Linked DNA regions of Mus musculus: region 2 is linked to region 1. The links are chromatin loops, found by intact Hi-C in ENCODE. Cell type or tissue: heart. All regions are shown on one strand. Links, peaks and the distances in the headings refer to the core of each region. The heading gives the core; the rest is flanking DNA.

Region 1 (8,088 bases), core at 2,315-4,814:
GCCTCCCCAGTGATCTTGGAGTATAGACTCTTTCAGGACATCCTGAGACTGGCTGTGCTCCAGGTCTAGAACAAAGGGCCCAGGGTGCTCTGGAGCAGGAGGCTTCGGGTGGAGAGGTAGACAGCTCAGCACAGCTAAGAGGCTGCTGTCCTCACAGGGACCTAGGGCCCCGTGCCAGCCAACAGGGTCAGACATGACTTCCTAAAGATGTGGGTACTGCCTTTCTGGTATATCTGGGGACTGTGGTGTTTCCCCTCTGGGCTGAGGTCGACAGGTTTGGAAAATATGGGTCCAAAGAACCCAAAGAAGTTTAGGGCTGGGGCTACCCACTGCAGGTAGGAGTCTGTGGAGGAAGCAGCTCTGGCACCAGCAGAGGAAGGAGCCCTTACTATACTCCTGGGAAGATGGCCCTGTAGCAGAGTGATCTAGGCAGGGTCTCTTAGACATCCCAGCCTCTGCATTTCCACCCCATGCACAGCCAGGGGCCCAGTCATAATTCCATGCTTCCCGCTCTTTCCCCTGCCTTGTTCACAGAGTGCCCATCCAAGGCAACTGTGAAAGTGAGCCCTCAGCTGCATGGGGAAAGAGAGGGATATAGATAGCCTGTGAAAGAGAGAAAGATGGGGGGGGGGGAGGTGGGCACCACACTCAGGGAGGGAGCCACTGTCACTCAGACACAGCTGGATCAAGAGGCAGAGAAGTAAAAGTGGAGACAAGAGAAAGGCTGAGGTAGGAGCAGGTCCTGAGAGAGGAACTGGGTAGAAGGAAACAGCTATGTGTGGACAGAAGAGAGGGAAGGGCCAAGAAAGAGAGGCAGGGAACCCCACATAGATACACAGAGGACCAATAAGGACAAAGGTCACCTATGGCTCAGGGCCATAAACTGGGGCCAGGAAGAGGTGCAGGACAAGTGGGAGACAGCACAAAGGGCAGGTGAGAAGAGGCGGTGAGGAAGGAGGAAATGTGGGGAGGTGAGCACCATGTGGGAATGAGAAACTGTGTGTGTAGATCAGAGAAGGGAAGGGCAGGGCTGGCACTGAGCTCTGTCCGTGGAGGACTGGGGCCAGCAGCAGCCACTGGTCTGAGATCCCTCTGGTTGGCTATGCATTGCCTAAGGAGCCAGCTGCCCCAGGCTGCCTCCTACAGAGTCTGGAGGTTCCAGTCCTCAGTCTGTTATGGTTGCTGTGGCCACACCTGATTGTGCTCTCCTGAAGAGCCAAGATTTGGGGCACTGGTGGGTCCTGTGCAGAGTGAAAGCTGAGAGCAGGTCAGTGACCCCCGAGAGCCAGCCCCATGTAAGGAACTGGACTTCACACCCCAAGACAATGAAATCATTGTTCTGTGGGCCCCAAAGTTCCAGACAGGGTTGCCTTCATTTTAAAGAGGAGACTATAGCCTAATGAAGAGTCCCGACCACAGTGCAGTGTCTGGTGTGCGGCAAAGGCCAGAGAGGCCTGGGTGGGATGGACAGAGCCTTCCTTTCCAGTGGAATTCCCCTCCCATCATGGAGGTGACAGAATCTGAGGACAGGCTTGTCTCACATTCCAGATGTGGCCCCCAGCAACACCTCTGGCTGGGAGGCAAATGTCAGCTTCCCTGTGGGTTCTGGGGAAGAAGGGGGTCTAGTCCTACATTTGTTAGCAGAGTATAGAGTCACATCAGCCCCAGTCGTGCGGTAAGGCAGTGTCTTCTACAGCTGAGACAGAAAGGTTGGTGTTTGGCTTGAGAGCATCGGGACAAAGGCCTCCTTCACGGGTCTGTTAGAATAAGAAGGGGTGCCTTTTCTGAGCTGAAGTTGCTTGAACTCTACTGAAGGGCGTTTAGATTTCCCACGGGGGAAGCCATGATGCTGAGACCTCTGGATATTCACTGCTACTTCCTCCATTCCTCTGCTTCCATCCTTCTAACTCCCTTCCCCCAACCCACTCTCACATTGTTCTCCTGTTCTGGGCCAGGTCAGCACGGCAAGACTGCTATCAAGGAGACATGTGTAGTTCCGGGTCTTGGGGCTCATTATCGACTGCAGCAGTTGCTGTGGCTGCTGGACCATCAGGATCTGTGGATGTGTTTAGACAGATGGAGGAATTACAGATGGGCTCAGGAGCTGTACGCGGGATACTGGAGGTTGGTGCTTTCTCCCTGGAGGCTGAGATTTGCAACTCTAGGCTAGATTTGTAAACTGTCAAATCTCAAGGCATTTGAACTCTGCTCTGAGGGGGCAGTGTGAAGTTATAAGCCGTGATGGTCATGATCACAGCTGCCTGTGCTTTAAGAGGTAGGGGATTGAGCAGGAAGGGAACACAGAGATGGTAAGAGACACTGGAAGGGGATAGGATAATGTTAAAATGGATGATGGTGATGTTTGCTGACCCTGATGGTACCGATGAGGTGATGATAAAGGCAATGGCAGTAGTTGAGGGAGTGTGCTGGTGAAGATGGTGATGGTGGTGGTGTTGACAGCAATGGCAATGACAAAGTGATGATGTTGACCGTGATATTTGTGTGTTTGTGGTGATGGTATCGACGGTGTTGATGATGATTATGGTGATGGTAGTAGTCTTGGTGGTGGTAATGGTGATGGGTCATGGTGGTAATGTTTGTAATATTGGTGGCGATGTTTATGGTCTTGGTGGTGACAATGATGATAGTGGCTTTTTTTTTTTAAGTTGGCAGTGATGCTGATGATTATGGTGATGATAGTGGTGGTTGTGGTGCTGCTGTTGATGGTGGTGACAGCGATGGTGAAGGCTGTGGTTGTGGTAATGTTGGCAGTAGTGAATCCTGACCAGGAGAGAATCTAGAAGGTGCAGAAGAGCTGATGTAATGGTATTTGATGACAGGAGCCATTTGCATTAGGGGAGGTGTGAGGTGATGGCTTTGGATGTTCTTATAGCCTATCGGATATCTAGGTGGTGTCCAGTGGACAGTGAGTACTGGGATCTGGAATTTAGCCAGACAAAGATGAGAGCGGTAGAGAATACACCTGCTTTGGGCATGAGATGCCCGAGAGAGGGCACAGAGGGACAGAACCAGAGCCAGGGTCTCTGTGGCTTCCTGATGTTCAGAAGGGTTTCCGAGTCTCCAGGCTTCCTAGGCTCTGCCCAGGGGCTGGAATCCAGGCTTCTCTGCTTGCCTCTCACCAGTGTCACACTCAGTGTTTTTATTCCTCGCCAGGTTCTCAGGAGGATGACATTTGAAAAGGGAGCTCTGTGCTAAAAAAAAAAAAAATCTCTTTCTAACCCAGGTGAAGGAATTGCCATCCTGTGGGGTTAAGAGAAGGGCCTGGGTGACCCCTTGTGACAGCTGGTCCAGGCTGGAATCAATCTGGAGCTCTGCAAAGGGATCGTGGTGTGTGGAGCAGCCTGCGAATAGGGATCTCTTTATAAGGAGGCTCCCTTCTCCCTTAACAAGCCCAGCGAGTCTGCAGTGGGTCTGGTGGAGGGGGTTGCAGCAGAGACGGTGGCAGGGCTTGAGGAGGTGCCTGATTACAAGTCCTCTAAAACCTGGGCTATGGCTCCAGCCAGATGTCGTCCCAGTGAGCACGTGGCCCTGCTGTGGCCCCAGTTTGGCTGCCGATGACTGCCTGGCCTTTCCTGCCCTCTCCTGCCACAGGCCCTCACACCAGGCCGGAATGTCCTCAGGAAGCGGCATCTCGCTCTGCAGAGGGAGCTTTGCTTCTGGACTCCTGGCTGCAGCTCCAGCCAGGATGTTTTGCAATGAGCCTGGGGAAGCGTCCATTCCGGGAAGATCAGGGAGTGGACGGTGCTTGCCAGCAGGGGTCTGGGTGAGAGGGCAGCCACTGCCTGCTGGGCTGGGGTGGGACAGCCCATTCCTCAGGCCCTGTGGGACCTTGGCCTCTAAGCTGTTTATCTGTCTGTCTGCCTGTCCATCTGGATTAGAGGGGCTGGCTTGCTCACTTCAGTTCCCCAAAGGGCTCCCAACTGCAGGGCAGCTTGAGCCTTCTTTCGCTTTATTTCATCTTGGAATGTTTTTGAATATGACTCAAAAGCGATTACAAATTGAAAAGGTACGCCTGCTTCCAGCCACACTGCCCCTGCCCAGGATCCTGGGCCCCAGGAGTAAACTCCCTCAAGTCCCTTTTGTAGTTTGTTGTCTAGTGTTCTGTTTGCAAACAGAAGTGGCTGCTCCTACCCCAGAGGAATCATGCTATGTGCGATGCTTAGGGCTTTGTTCTCCAAAGGGCCACATGACTGTCTGCACAGGACTCCAGCAGGGGTCATCAAGCGCCATGTGGATCCCTCACATAGGACTGTCTGTATTTGCTTTGGAGGAACATGCTGGAGGTGCAAGGCTCTCTACTTTCTTAAGAGCCAGTCCCTTCTCTGGTCTAACCTGTTCCTCCTACTTTCTCATGTAGCCACATTGACAGGAGAAGACCCCGAGGAAGCATGCCCAAGGGAAAACTGTAAATGACAAAGCCGAGGACTTCAATTCAGGTGGACTGGGATTCGACTCTTTCCTCTTTGTCTGTTGTACTGTTGGGAACTTTAGACCTATGGAGTCTTCTATTTTTAGGAGCCAGACCTTCGAAAATTGGAGAGGGCCAGCCAGTATGTCAAGATCTCACGGCTGCCCTTCCCTCTTGTCCTGACACCTGAGCTCTCCTGTGTGTGAAGGATTTCCGCATGCCCAGAAGACAGCTTCAAGCTTCCAGAGCCAGGCACACTTATAGAAGAAAGGAATAAAACCATTTTACAGATGTGTATGCCGAGGCAGCTGAAAGCAATTGCTGACTTGGGTCATGGTTTAAGTCAGGGTGGGTTCTGGGCCCCTGGCCCTCACATGTCCCTACCCAGCATCCTCTTTACCTGCTCTTCCCCCATAGTGTCACTTTGTGCTTTGTCCCTGAAGGCTTTTACCTGTCTTCTCCACTTTTCTCAGCCTTGTTTACCTGACGGTTCCTTTCCTTGGTCTTCACTGGCTAAGGTCAGCCTCTGGTGTGTATGTATGTGTGTGTGTGTGTGCACATGTGTGTGTGCATGTGTGTATGTATGTAAGTGGGTGTGTATGTGTGAGTGTGTGTGTACATGTGTGAGTGTGTTATATGTGCGAGTGTATGTGTATGTGTGGGTATGTATATGTGAGTGTGTGTATGCATTCTGTGAGTGTATATGTAAGTGTGAGTATGTGTAAATGATTATGTGTGTATATATGGGTGGGTATGTATATGTGTGAGTATGTATACGTATGTGACTTTATATGTGTGTGTATGTGTGAATGAGTGTGTGTATGTGTGTGTGTTAACTGAAGCATGATCTTGGTGGTATATTATCCATGTTCCTTCAGAGTTATGTGTCTAGAATTCCACATGCCCTGTTAGGCTATCAATTCTTTTGAGGAAAAAAGTTGATAAATGGCCTTCGGTGACCCTCAAACTCTTGTGTTCCAAGGGACGATGAAACGCACAATCTAACCTGTTCTTCTGAGCCACCTTTGATGAGCAGAAGATCTTGGAACTCTCTCTCTCTCTCTCTCTCTCTCTCTCTCTCTCTCACTCATTCTCTCTCTCTCTCTCTCTCTCTCTCTCATTTTCTCTCTCTCTCTAGGCTTAATTTGCCCTCCTTTAAAGTAAGGCTAAGACTCTTTTTTTTTTTTTTAACTTCCAAAAAGCTCTGAGGGTGAAATAAAGTGTTCACTGGATTTCATGGGGCATAGTTTCTAGTTCTGAACACTCTAAATTTTCAGGCAAATCAATTCTGTCTGTTTATGGCTGTGTACATGTCTACTTGTATACACGTGTAAATCGGAATTTATTTTGGAGACTAGGGTGGTATATTTGAGTATGTAGTACTTGAATATGTTAATTAGAATTTAGTTGTAATTCTGTCCTTCCTATACCCCTTTATGGGCAGAACATGATTGGTCTCCTTTGTTTCAAATCCAGCTGTGCTGGCACCCAGAGTTCCCCAAATACTCTCTTCTTTGGTGCAATCCCATCTACAAGGCTCTGCAGAACCCCCATGACAAGTACAGAGCAAATGCATCCATCAATAGCACGGAAGTCAACAAAGCAGTGTCTCTATGGGTTACCCTTGGGGACAGAAAAATGATCTGCCATAAAGCCATTCTGCTCAGCCACAGTGACAGTTCACATGTAGTGGCATGTCCACACTTGGGAAAAGGCAGACTCAGAATTGGCAGGTCTGGGTGGGGCTGGTGTCCTGTTTTTGTGACAAGCTCCTGGGGATGTCATTGCTGGTCCAGGGACCACACTTTGCATAGCAGGATTATAAAGAATCCTCTGTGAGAACAAATTCCTCCCCATGTTCGTCCCTGCTGCTGTATTTGGAGACAGGTGACCACCTACAGCTGTTTCTGAATTAGGCCATCAAATATACCAGCAGGAAGCGATCTGGTCTTTCGATGCTAGACAATAAGTCCTGGCAGGGAGAGAATAGGCAGACAGGTTAGAGACTGCAGTGGATGAGGTACAGTGACCATTGTTGGAGACAGGAAGGTCCTTCAGGTCTGTGCGACATTGGTGGAGTCTTTCTGAGGAGATGACAATCTCCCACACTCCTGTTACTTCCCCTTTCTCAGCAAATAAGCTTTGAGTTTGTTAGTGGTTTAATTTTTTATTTATTAATTTTTAAAGAGACACTTCCCCCCTTTTTTTTTCCTTGGGTCTGGAGTCATTAAACAGGGATTAGCTGGATAAATAGAGGAAGTGATTTTTAAACTGTTTGCAAACTTAATGCGGAGAGCCCAGCCTTGCAAATTATCACATCTAATCAGAGGCCCTCGCTTCGCTGCTCCAGTAATTGTAGTGGTATTCGTCAAGTCCTTGTTGTCTCCTCATTAGCCGTGAAAAGGAGACTCAAGACATACTTCATTAGAGTGTCCTGAAATGCACGACTAACTAATGCAGAGATGGGGTTGGAGGACAGGAGGGCAGGAGGTGTGTAAGATAGACAGAGTGTCACACCCACATCTGAAACTGTGAGCTCCTCCTCTCTCTGCTTCATATGTGCCTTCTCAGCTTACCTGAGGGGAAGCAGATGGTGAAGGCAGGGCCCAGGGACTCAACAACTCAGAGGCTGACATCCAGGGTGGCTCCCCTGAGCCATTCCTTCCCTTGTCTGGGCTCAGTTTCTCCTGGCAGGGCAGTGAAGGAGGGTGACTGATTGCTGTCTCCTTTCTGATGTCCATGCCCTGGTTCTGAGTTCTGAGACCTGGGAGGACCCAGGCTGCTTGATGTACACAAACATTGCCTTCTGCTTCAACCATTTGGAGGCCTTTCTTGAAAGTTTGAAGACTCCATGTTGCTGTTGCTATTCTCTGAAGGAAGGACAAGCTTTGTAGGAGCTCACTTGTAAGTGGAGCCTGCAGTAAAATAGTCACAACCCAGAGCTGGAGAGTGGGATAGGAAGGGGAGCAGGGGGAGGGAGAGGAGGCGACAATATGAATGAGGAGCTGGGACAGTGAAGGCAATCCTGATTTGAGAATGCATCAAAATACCATATCATATGCCACATACAGTGAAATGCTCAAGGCTTGTGGGCCAATCCCAAATAAAGAGAAAAGAATTCTTTAATTATTTCATTTTCCTTTCTCTCCTCCATCCCTCCACTCCTTTGTTCCCACGCTGCCGCTCCCTCCCGCTTACCATCTATGGTATGTCTAGTCTGGCAACCATTTAAATTTAAATTAGCTGAAATGAAACTAAACCAGATCTGGTAGCTCAGGCCAAAATCCCAGTTACTCAGGAGGCTGAGGCAGGAGGATTGCAAGTTCAAAGTCTTTGTGGACCGCAGAGTGAGTTTAAGTCCATCCCAGGAAACTTCACTAGACCTTGTTTCAAAAATACGAAGTGAATCCTGAGCTGGGCTTAGTTCAGTGGCAGAGCCCCTGCTCAGCATGGACAAGGACCCAAGTTCAAGCCTAGAATGGCAAACATGCACATTGACAAACTGAACCAACCAAAACATTCATTTCCCAGTCGACGGGCCACTTTTGGGTGGCTCAACAGCCAACCTCGTCTGCTGGATGGTAAATGGAGATGTGGGCAATTCCACTGCGCAGCTGGCACCTTGCAGTTTGCCTGGGTTGACAATCCATGTGGGAGTG
Region 2 (8,088 bases), core at 2,646-5,145, 190 kb after region 1:
AGGCCAGGTCTTCGTGGCTAGAGGCCAGGAAGGCTTTTCATGGGAAGAGTAGAAACGGTGCTGAATCGGGGTAGGAGGTCGGATTTTGCTAATTGTGGACAGGGAGTGCATGGAAGCCAAAAGGACAGGAACAGAAGCCATAATAGCATGTTGTCTTCTAGATAAACCCACTGTCCCGGGTGGAGGCAGCCTTCCCATGCTCCCTCCATCTTGGCTAATAAGCTAGCTCATATTTTGTTCTCCTCCCCACATTATTTTCCCCCAGTGACAGAAAATTACAGCTGACAAGTGGCAATTGATCCCTCCACATTATTTTGAAGCAATTATATTGAAATGGGAAACAATGCTTCCAGGAAAATGGCCGATAGCAGACTAACACACAAAGCTTTCTCCAAGACAGATAGGCGAAGCCAATTTGTCCCACATCGAAACTGACCAGATTTTCTTCCCCTGAAATTACATTTAATTATTGCCTGGAAATCTTCAAAGCTAACTCTTGCTTCAACCCAAGGTGCAGAGGACATGCCAGAGTCCTTGGGTGCCCTCTAGAGGGTCTGGGGGCCCTGGGCTTGCCAGGATCCCTCCAACAGATAACCTTTGAATGCCCATGTACCAAGAAGGGAATCTGTGGGCATGTGGGTGAAGCACAAGTCAACTTCTCCAGGAAGCATGGTGGGGCAACCCTCAAAATTCAGGAATTAACAGAGAAAAACATGTTTCCACGGCTCCCTAGTATGGGTTTCAATGATCACCATCCTATATTGTTTGAATTTATACAATGCTACAACTAGATCTCTGTTTGCATTGCTCTGATGAGATGTCAAAGCAGTACTGCAGATTTATTGTTGTTTGTTTTTGAGACAGAGTCTTAAGCACACCAGGATGCCTTTGACCATGACCTTCTGATCCTCCTGCCTCTGCCTCCCCAGTGCTGGGATTATAAGCTTCCAGCACCACATGCAGTTTATACGGCTGTGAGAATCAAACCCGGAGTCTCGTGCATACAGGCAAGTATTCTACCACCTGAACATCTCCAGTCCTCACTGCAGATTTAAACATGAGGCTTAAAGCTGACAAAGTTAATGTCCCTGCACTACATCAGTGGTGTAACGCTGCCTTTGTTGTGTGCAGATTGACACCTGTAATCCACACAGGATGACAGGTGGCACAGGACAGCCCCACTGTGAATTTTTCCTGCTTCTGTGACAGTGGGATTTGACAATTTCCCATTATGTCTCTCCTCTGGGACTTCAACATCATCCATCCATGCATGTGCTGTCATGCCATTAGGGTCTCACCTGATGAGGGCCAACATGGCTAGACTTGGCCTTGTCTGTAGGCCTGTGGGATGCTTGTAAGACCAGCAGGAATGTTTGACCATGTGACCACTGTAAGGAAAAATAGCAGCTAGTCTCACAGTCTTCATCCTCTGTCATCCACCGGCTTCTCATAAGGAAGTGTGGAAAGTGTCCATACCCAGGCCCACCTCAGAGCCATGAAGTTAAACCCAAGGTGCAGTGGTGTGGAGAAAGCATGATATAAGCCAGCCATGCAAACATGAGATTGCATCAGAAGTCTGTGGTGAATGTGGAAGGGCCAAACACGGACGACCCAGCCCTGCAGTTCCTAAGTCTGATGGGTCATGTGTGGACACAGAAAGGGGCATCCCTCACAGAAACCCTGCAGTCCCTGCTCAAGAGACTCCATTTCAGGAGCCATCAACTTCAATGACAGGGATATTTAGAGAGTACATAGAAGAGCCTCAGTAGGAGACATGGCCATGGACTTGGCCTGAGACTCAGATCCCCTGACTCCCTACCTGCTCCCTGTGGTCTCTGGCCAATCACCACTCCACATGAGTCCCAGTCTTTGGTGAGCATCCTCTCCAGCTCAGAGAGTAGCTGGGAAGGCACATTGTTGGAGTCAGGCTTGGCTTGGAGTCTAGTTGTACTGCTTGACTGCTGTGTGGGCCCAGCCAAGGCCTTCATCGGCATCATGGAGAATAAGGCTAATGAATCATGGCTGGTTATGGGGTTTAAACATATGCTAACACTCTTTGTAAGCTCCAAAACCATGAATTATTTGCTGTGTAAATTGAAACTTAAGTCCAGGATAAAGGATGCCTGGGAACAATCCCCCAAGAGAAGCAGCCACATGTCCATCTCTTCTGTCCATACCAGGATTTCCTGAAAGCCACCCTACGGCAAACAAGCCCTTGTGTGTGCAAAGCTGAAAGATGATCTGAAATCCCAAGATGGATGCTAGTGGGTGGTCCAAAGGAGAGGATCTAATCACCCTCCCTAGCATTCATACTAAGGGAAGCAGGTTGAATGACTGCCTTTCTGAGAAAGCTCGACATTCAGTCAGCACTCCATATATCAGGGGGAAATATGATTGATGGAAGGGGAGAATGTAGGGCAGTGCATTAGTTTGCTTCTGATGCTGTGATAAAACACCACAATCAAAGGCAACTTGAGGAGGAAAAGGTTTGTTTCATGTCCAATGCTATGAGCCATCATTGAGGGAAACTAGGACAGGGACTCAAGCAGGGCAGGCACCTGGAGGCAGGAACTGGAGCAGAGACTATGGAGGAACTCTGCTTATTGAATGGATCTCTGTGGCCTGTTCATCCTGTTTTCTTGTACACTCCAGGACTCCCTGCCTAAGGGTAGCGCCGCCCATAGTGGGCTTAGCCATCCCACATCAACCATTCATCAAGAAAATGGCCCACAGACTTGCCTACAGGCCAATCTGATGGAGGCATTTTCTCAACTGAAGTTCCTTATTCCCAGATGACCCTAGCTGTGTCAAGTTGCAAAATAAATAAATAAATAAATAAATAAATAAATAAATAAATAAATTAAATTTAAAAAAATCTAATCAGCATAGTCAGGAATAGAAAGTCTTCCCAGGACAGACCACTTCTCTATGCTTCAGCTGCCCCTTGCCATCTCTGTCACAGCTCTCAGCCAAGATGGTGACAGTGAGATCAGCTTCCTGTCACAAAACCCACAGGCACATTGAAGACAGCTCTTTACTGTGGTAGTTGTCACTTGGTTCCTGTCCTTGTACCTGATCTGTGACTGATGGGCATGCAAGCTGAAGGAATGCTTGAATGAGGGAGACATCAAACTGAGAGGCAGAGATCTTCCTGCAGAGCTCGGCTAACTCTCAGCCACGACCTGGCCACTAGACTGGGGGGCAAGCAGAAGGCCAAGGGGAAGCAGTTTGATGAGGAAACCAAGAAGAAGTTTGGAAAACCAAACCATTGAGTAACACAATAGAAGATGAATTGCCAGGGGAGGGGGTATGGGCAGGAGAAGGAACAGTTTAAAGCAACCACCTCATGAGTTGACAGGTTTGGAATTAGTAACAACCTCAAAGGAGAGAGATGAAAAGGAAGAAAAAGGTTTTGAAGGAGTTTGGATAACTCGGTGAGGAAGAGTTCAGTGGCTCACATTGCAGGGAGATCTTCAGTCAGGTCTCAGAGGAGAGAGAGAGGAGAGGGGAATTGGGTGTGTGTGTTTGTGTCTACGGAGAGTTTCTGCCAGAAATGCCTCAACACTGCCACCCCTATCAGAAGGGGAAAGGGTCAGCCCACCCACACTCCTGTTTGTCTTACTCTGCCTGTCAGAAACCAACAGCCACATAGATAAAGCTCTCAGATCTGAAGCAGAAAGAGGGAGACAGTTTGTTCTGGGCCTTGAGTGATTAAGTCTCGGAGCAAACTGGCTCATTTTGCTTTCCTTCAATTTCTCACCTTGAAAGCCTCACAATAACGATTAAGAACTGTTCAGGAATAGTTACTCTCTCACCAGGGCATGAGAAGCAGAGGGCATCAGTCCCCATGTTCTAAGGGTCTGATTCAAACAAGAGCAGCCATACAAACTGGCCAGGAGCTCTGGTCAAACGAGACACACTGGGGAAGCTGCTGGACAGTCAATGGCCTGTTGTGGCTTAGGACTCCTTTGTAGACAGAGAAAGTTCTGTACAGGACAAAAGAGGGACTTCTGTTTGGACAAAGTGGTCAATAAGACCTCTAGCACCCATGGGATAACTCCATGATGGCTTGAGTTGGGGTGTGTGTAACACACTTCAAAAAGCGGCCTCTACTGGTGACATGGGGTACTGCAGCCCAGCTTGAGTAGCTGGTGTAATACAATCAGAACAGGCTTGTTAAGGAGGGCGTCCTATGGTATCAACATGCTGTCGTGGAAGTACTTGATTGCATATGAAGAGAAAATTCAAATTCTAAAGGACCATCCTAGAGCAATTCTAGTGATGTATATGCTGAAGCCTACAGGGTTCCAGAAAGGTGGTAACCCATACGTAGTATACAACTACCACGCCCTCCTGGTTACACAAAGTGTAAGCAGAACCCTTATTCTACAAAGTATCTGTGATAAACTGCTATGAGATGTGCGTCTGCCTTGGCAGTATAACTGAAGGGAAAATAAGTTTCTTGATGTATTATCACATGATCACCTGTGTGATAGTCACATTGTAGGTCTCTTGTGGGAGTCACAGTGTACAGAGTAGGTCCCAAGGGAAGCAAGACTTGCCTGTGGAGTTGGATTAAACTTTTCGATCAGAGTGAAGCATGCAGCATAAGCCTGCAGTTTGAGTACTCAGTGGACAGAGGCAGGTGGATCTCCCCATGAATTTGAGGACAGCCTGGTCTACAGAGAGGTACTCAGTCTCAAAACATTTTCTTTTTCAGTCAGAAAGATGAGTCCGGGAATGCACAGAAATGATGCATCAGGACCAGGAGGGTCTGAAAGCCATTCCTTTAAACTGCATTCCTCAGTTCAGATGGTAAACTGAGATCACAGATGAGTGATTCTTTCAGTGGCCCTTAGCAAGAGGAAAAACTAGTCACATACAGGATTCCAGCCCAGGGCCTTCTTAGGAAGATTGCTAGCTCCCTATTTTCTACAGTTGTACCATCTAAGGATCTCTCTTGCAACTCCTTTAAGAGGTTATTTTATGATGGAAATGGCGTAAATTCTTTACTGCACTGTCTTGAAGACTATAGCATCTGCCTCGCCCCGAGAAGAGATCCTCACTCTCCTTTTGCAAGTATGGTTGGGGTCAAAACATCGCGTCTTTAGAATCATATGAATCCAGGTGACAGCGTCCATGTGACAAGTGGAAGACCAAGCTCACGAGAGTAGGGAAGTCACTCTGGGACCCTTTGAGCATCCTCTAGCAGGAGCACTCTTGTGCCCAGCTTCAGTGCCCTTCAGGAGACGATTAGAGTCATCTCAAGGAAGGCTGAATTGGGGGCACCAAGCCTCCGTGGACTCAAGAGCATCTTCACTCCAGCATCCCTTATGCGCCTCATAATGGATCCTTTCTTTAAACATTACACCCCTCAATTAGCTCATAATTGCTGTCCATGCCCTATGAATTATGCATTGTGTGAGGCAAATACAGGTTCCCAGGCACTGGACAAATCGCAAGCTGTTGAAGAAGCTGGGGTAATTACCAAAACAATCCTGGGACCCTGGGGAAGGGAATGCATTTCTTGCCTCTCCTCCCTGCCTTCTTCCACGCATGACTGGGGTTCGTCCCCCCACCCCACCCCGGGCTTCAGTCAGTAGTGTCTGGGTTCAGAGCCTGTACCCTGTGCCCAGGAAGATGTTGACGCTCACTCTGTTTCAGTGCCCTTACTACTTACAGCCTCGCCAGCCCTTTGCATCCTTAGCTTGAAGCATTTGCTCCCTCTTGAGTTTGTGTGTTTCATAGGGCTGGGTTTTGGGTAAGGATCACCTTTGTGGCAAAACAGAGATGGTGGCTTGTTCAGCAAGTGACAAATGTCATGGCAGTGGATGGCTTAAAGCTATTTTTTTCTTTTTTTGAAAAGGGACAAAGAGGCCACTTGGGAAGCACTCGCGTTAATTACAAGGGAATTTACATTTATTGAAACTTCTCAAACCCTCTAACAGAGGGTTAAGATATGTATTCAAAAAGCAATAAAATAGCAGTCCTTCCCTTATGCTCAGCCACCCATGCTGGTTCTCCACCATCTACCCTTGCATGCAAGTTGTCTTGAGTCATTTGGTTAATGCTATACATAAACACATGTGTGCACTCATGGCAATCTTATATTGAGCAGAGGGTAACTGTCTTTCTATGGATCCCCCCCATTCTTCCTAGATATTCATTTGAAGAATAACCAATCACTACAATTATCTTTCTATCCAGACAGCTTGAATAAGGTATCTTTAGATTTTTGCATTCAAATCTTTTTCTATAAAACAACTTAGTTCTTACAAGTTTATTCAGCTTAAAGGAATGAAGGCTTATTCTAGATTCTATGCATTTTGATCTCTGTGTGTCTGTCAGTCTCTTCCTCCCCCTCCCTCCCTCCCCCTCCCTCCCTCCCTCCCTCCCTCCCTCCCTTCAGCATTGCCCCCCAAGGTCTAATACATGCTAGGTAAGGACTCTAGCACTGAGCTATATCCTTTTTATTAATTTTGAAACAGTTTTAATAATTTGCCCAGGCTGGCCTTGAACTCACTCCCTAGCTCAGGCTGCTCTTGAACTTGTGACTCCTCAGACCTTCAAGTCCCTCTGACTTTCTTACACATCTTTCATGGAATTCATACTGAGCCGACTGCTATGCCAGGCTTTTAATATTTCTGCCATTCATCTAGTTATTCTTTAAATGTTTATTTAGAGCTATTATGTGCCATTGCGCTGGGCCAGAAACTGGAGTTGCCAAAGTCGTGGTCCTTGCTTTTAAGTAGCTCATGATCTTTCAAAGAAGACAGAAGGCCATCGAATCCTGAGCTGATGACCTGAACTCAGGGCTCAGTATGGCAAACAAAAGGCCAAGGACTGAGCTTAAACCTTAGCATCTCCACTTCCGGAACTTCATAATCTTTGTGGATCTCAGTTTCTTTATCTGTAAAATGGGAGGAAGTAGGAATACAAGTGGGCAACGTTATGAACATTCTCTTCACAAAATTTTAGAATCCATTTGTACTTTTTAAAAGTCAGTCATGCATTGGTTTGAAATTTTACTAAGATACAAATTCCAACCAAGTGGGCACCAGTATGAACACTGCTACTTTCTTCACGGAACAAAAGATAAAACTGAGCTAATTACTTTTGATATCAAAAGGTCAATTATTTGTAGGTTCCAAATCCTCCCCCCTGTGGTCATCTCTTTGGCAGGAAACATGACTAAGCCTGTGGGAGTGGAAAGAGGAGGATGGGCTGGGCTTATCTAGTGGCTTGGAGTCAGCTGGGGAGCTGAGGTCAGGCAATGGGAGGAAGGATCAAATTTAAATGAAGAGAAAGGTTGAAGTTGCTAGCAAAGGAGCTGGACTTCAGAGAGGGCCCAGGCGCATGAGGCTACTTCACATAACAATGTTTTTCCTTTACTTATTCAACAACATGTTCTTCCATACCAGTCTGGGCAGGTGCTGGTCACACAGGGTGATCCCTCTCCTGGGAAGGTTTGTGATCTAGTTAGGAGGATCAGACATTTCAAAAACCCAAAGGTGGGTGACAATTGCTGGCAGATTAGTCTACATGGCCATCGAACCAGATCTGGCCTGCAGTCAGGGAGGCTGTATTTGAGCGAGTGACAATGGATCTGTGATACAGAGGAAAGAGCTACCAAGGAGTAAGGGAGTCACTACGCAGACGTGGAACAGCATGATGGTGCTGAGGAGCAGCACGAGCTGACTACAGGAACCGTGACTCACCAGTTTTGGTGAAAGTGGTGTTTACCAGCTTTCAGTAAAAAGGGAGAAGGAAGATTGAACCAGAAAGGCAACGACGCTTTGTGTTCATCCATAAGACGGTTTTTTACACAACCATAAAAATATACAGAGAGCACTGAGATACTCGAATGTCAAGATTTCAGAAGCAGTATCAATGGTGTTAGTTTCTTCTAGAAGGGCTTGCATGGGAGCCCTGGCTCTTGCTTTTCACGAGTAAACCATATGTGAGCTTTAAGAGCTCCTGGAAGCAGAAGCCGGTGAGCATCAGTCCTAATCAGGTTCTCTCTCCAGCCCTCACTTCTGACCCCCGAGTCTTCCTGAGAACTGCTGCTGCTCTGACCAGTGAGAACTC

Evidence for each region. Hi-C counts contacts between places; a loop is a spot of excess contacts. Peaks named below come from ENCODE experiments on the same cell type or tissue, not always from the same donor. Only the 100,000 strongest peaks of a DNase experiment are listed, where the experiment ranks them.
Region 2: a loop joins it to region 1, with 3 times the contacts of the local background. A loop is called at or near these places in 6 of 42 quality-filtered maps.

What each region holds. Positions count from the first base shown.
Region 1 is chr14:25,300,257-25,308,344 of GRCm38, reverse strand. All of the region lies in intron 2 of Zmiz1os1 (a long non-coding RNA gene), which reads left to right. LOC115486423 (a long non-coding RNA gene) reads left to right here. Exons shown (of 2, transcript XR_001781198.1): 1 at 1-933; 2 at 1,956-4,724. Among named protein-coding and RNA genes, the nearest start is that of Gm41113, 75 kb to the left of the region's middle. In heart, for the core only: a CTCF peak has its summit at 3,729; a DNase peak (open chromatin) is centred at 3,684; H3K4me3 peaks cover 564 bases; H3K27ac peaks cover 1,683 bases.
Region 2 is chr14:25,112,639-25,120,726 of GRCm38, reverse strand. It overlaps Gm32123 (predicted gene, 32123), which reads right to left. Exons shown (of 3, transcript NR_153781.1): 3 at 7,796-8,088. Among named protein-coding and RNA genes, the nearest start is that of Gm32123, 7.4 kb to the right of the region's middle. In heart, for the core only: no CTCF peak of the experiment used is centred there; a DNase peak (open chromatin) is centred at 4,116; H3K27ac peaks cover 607 bases.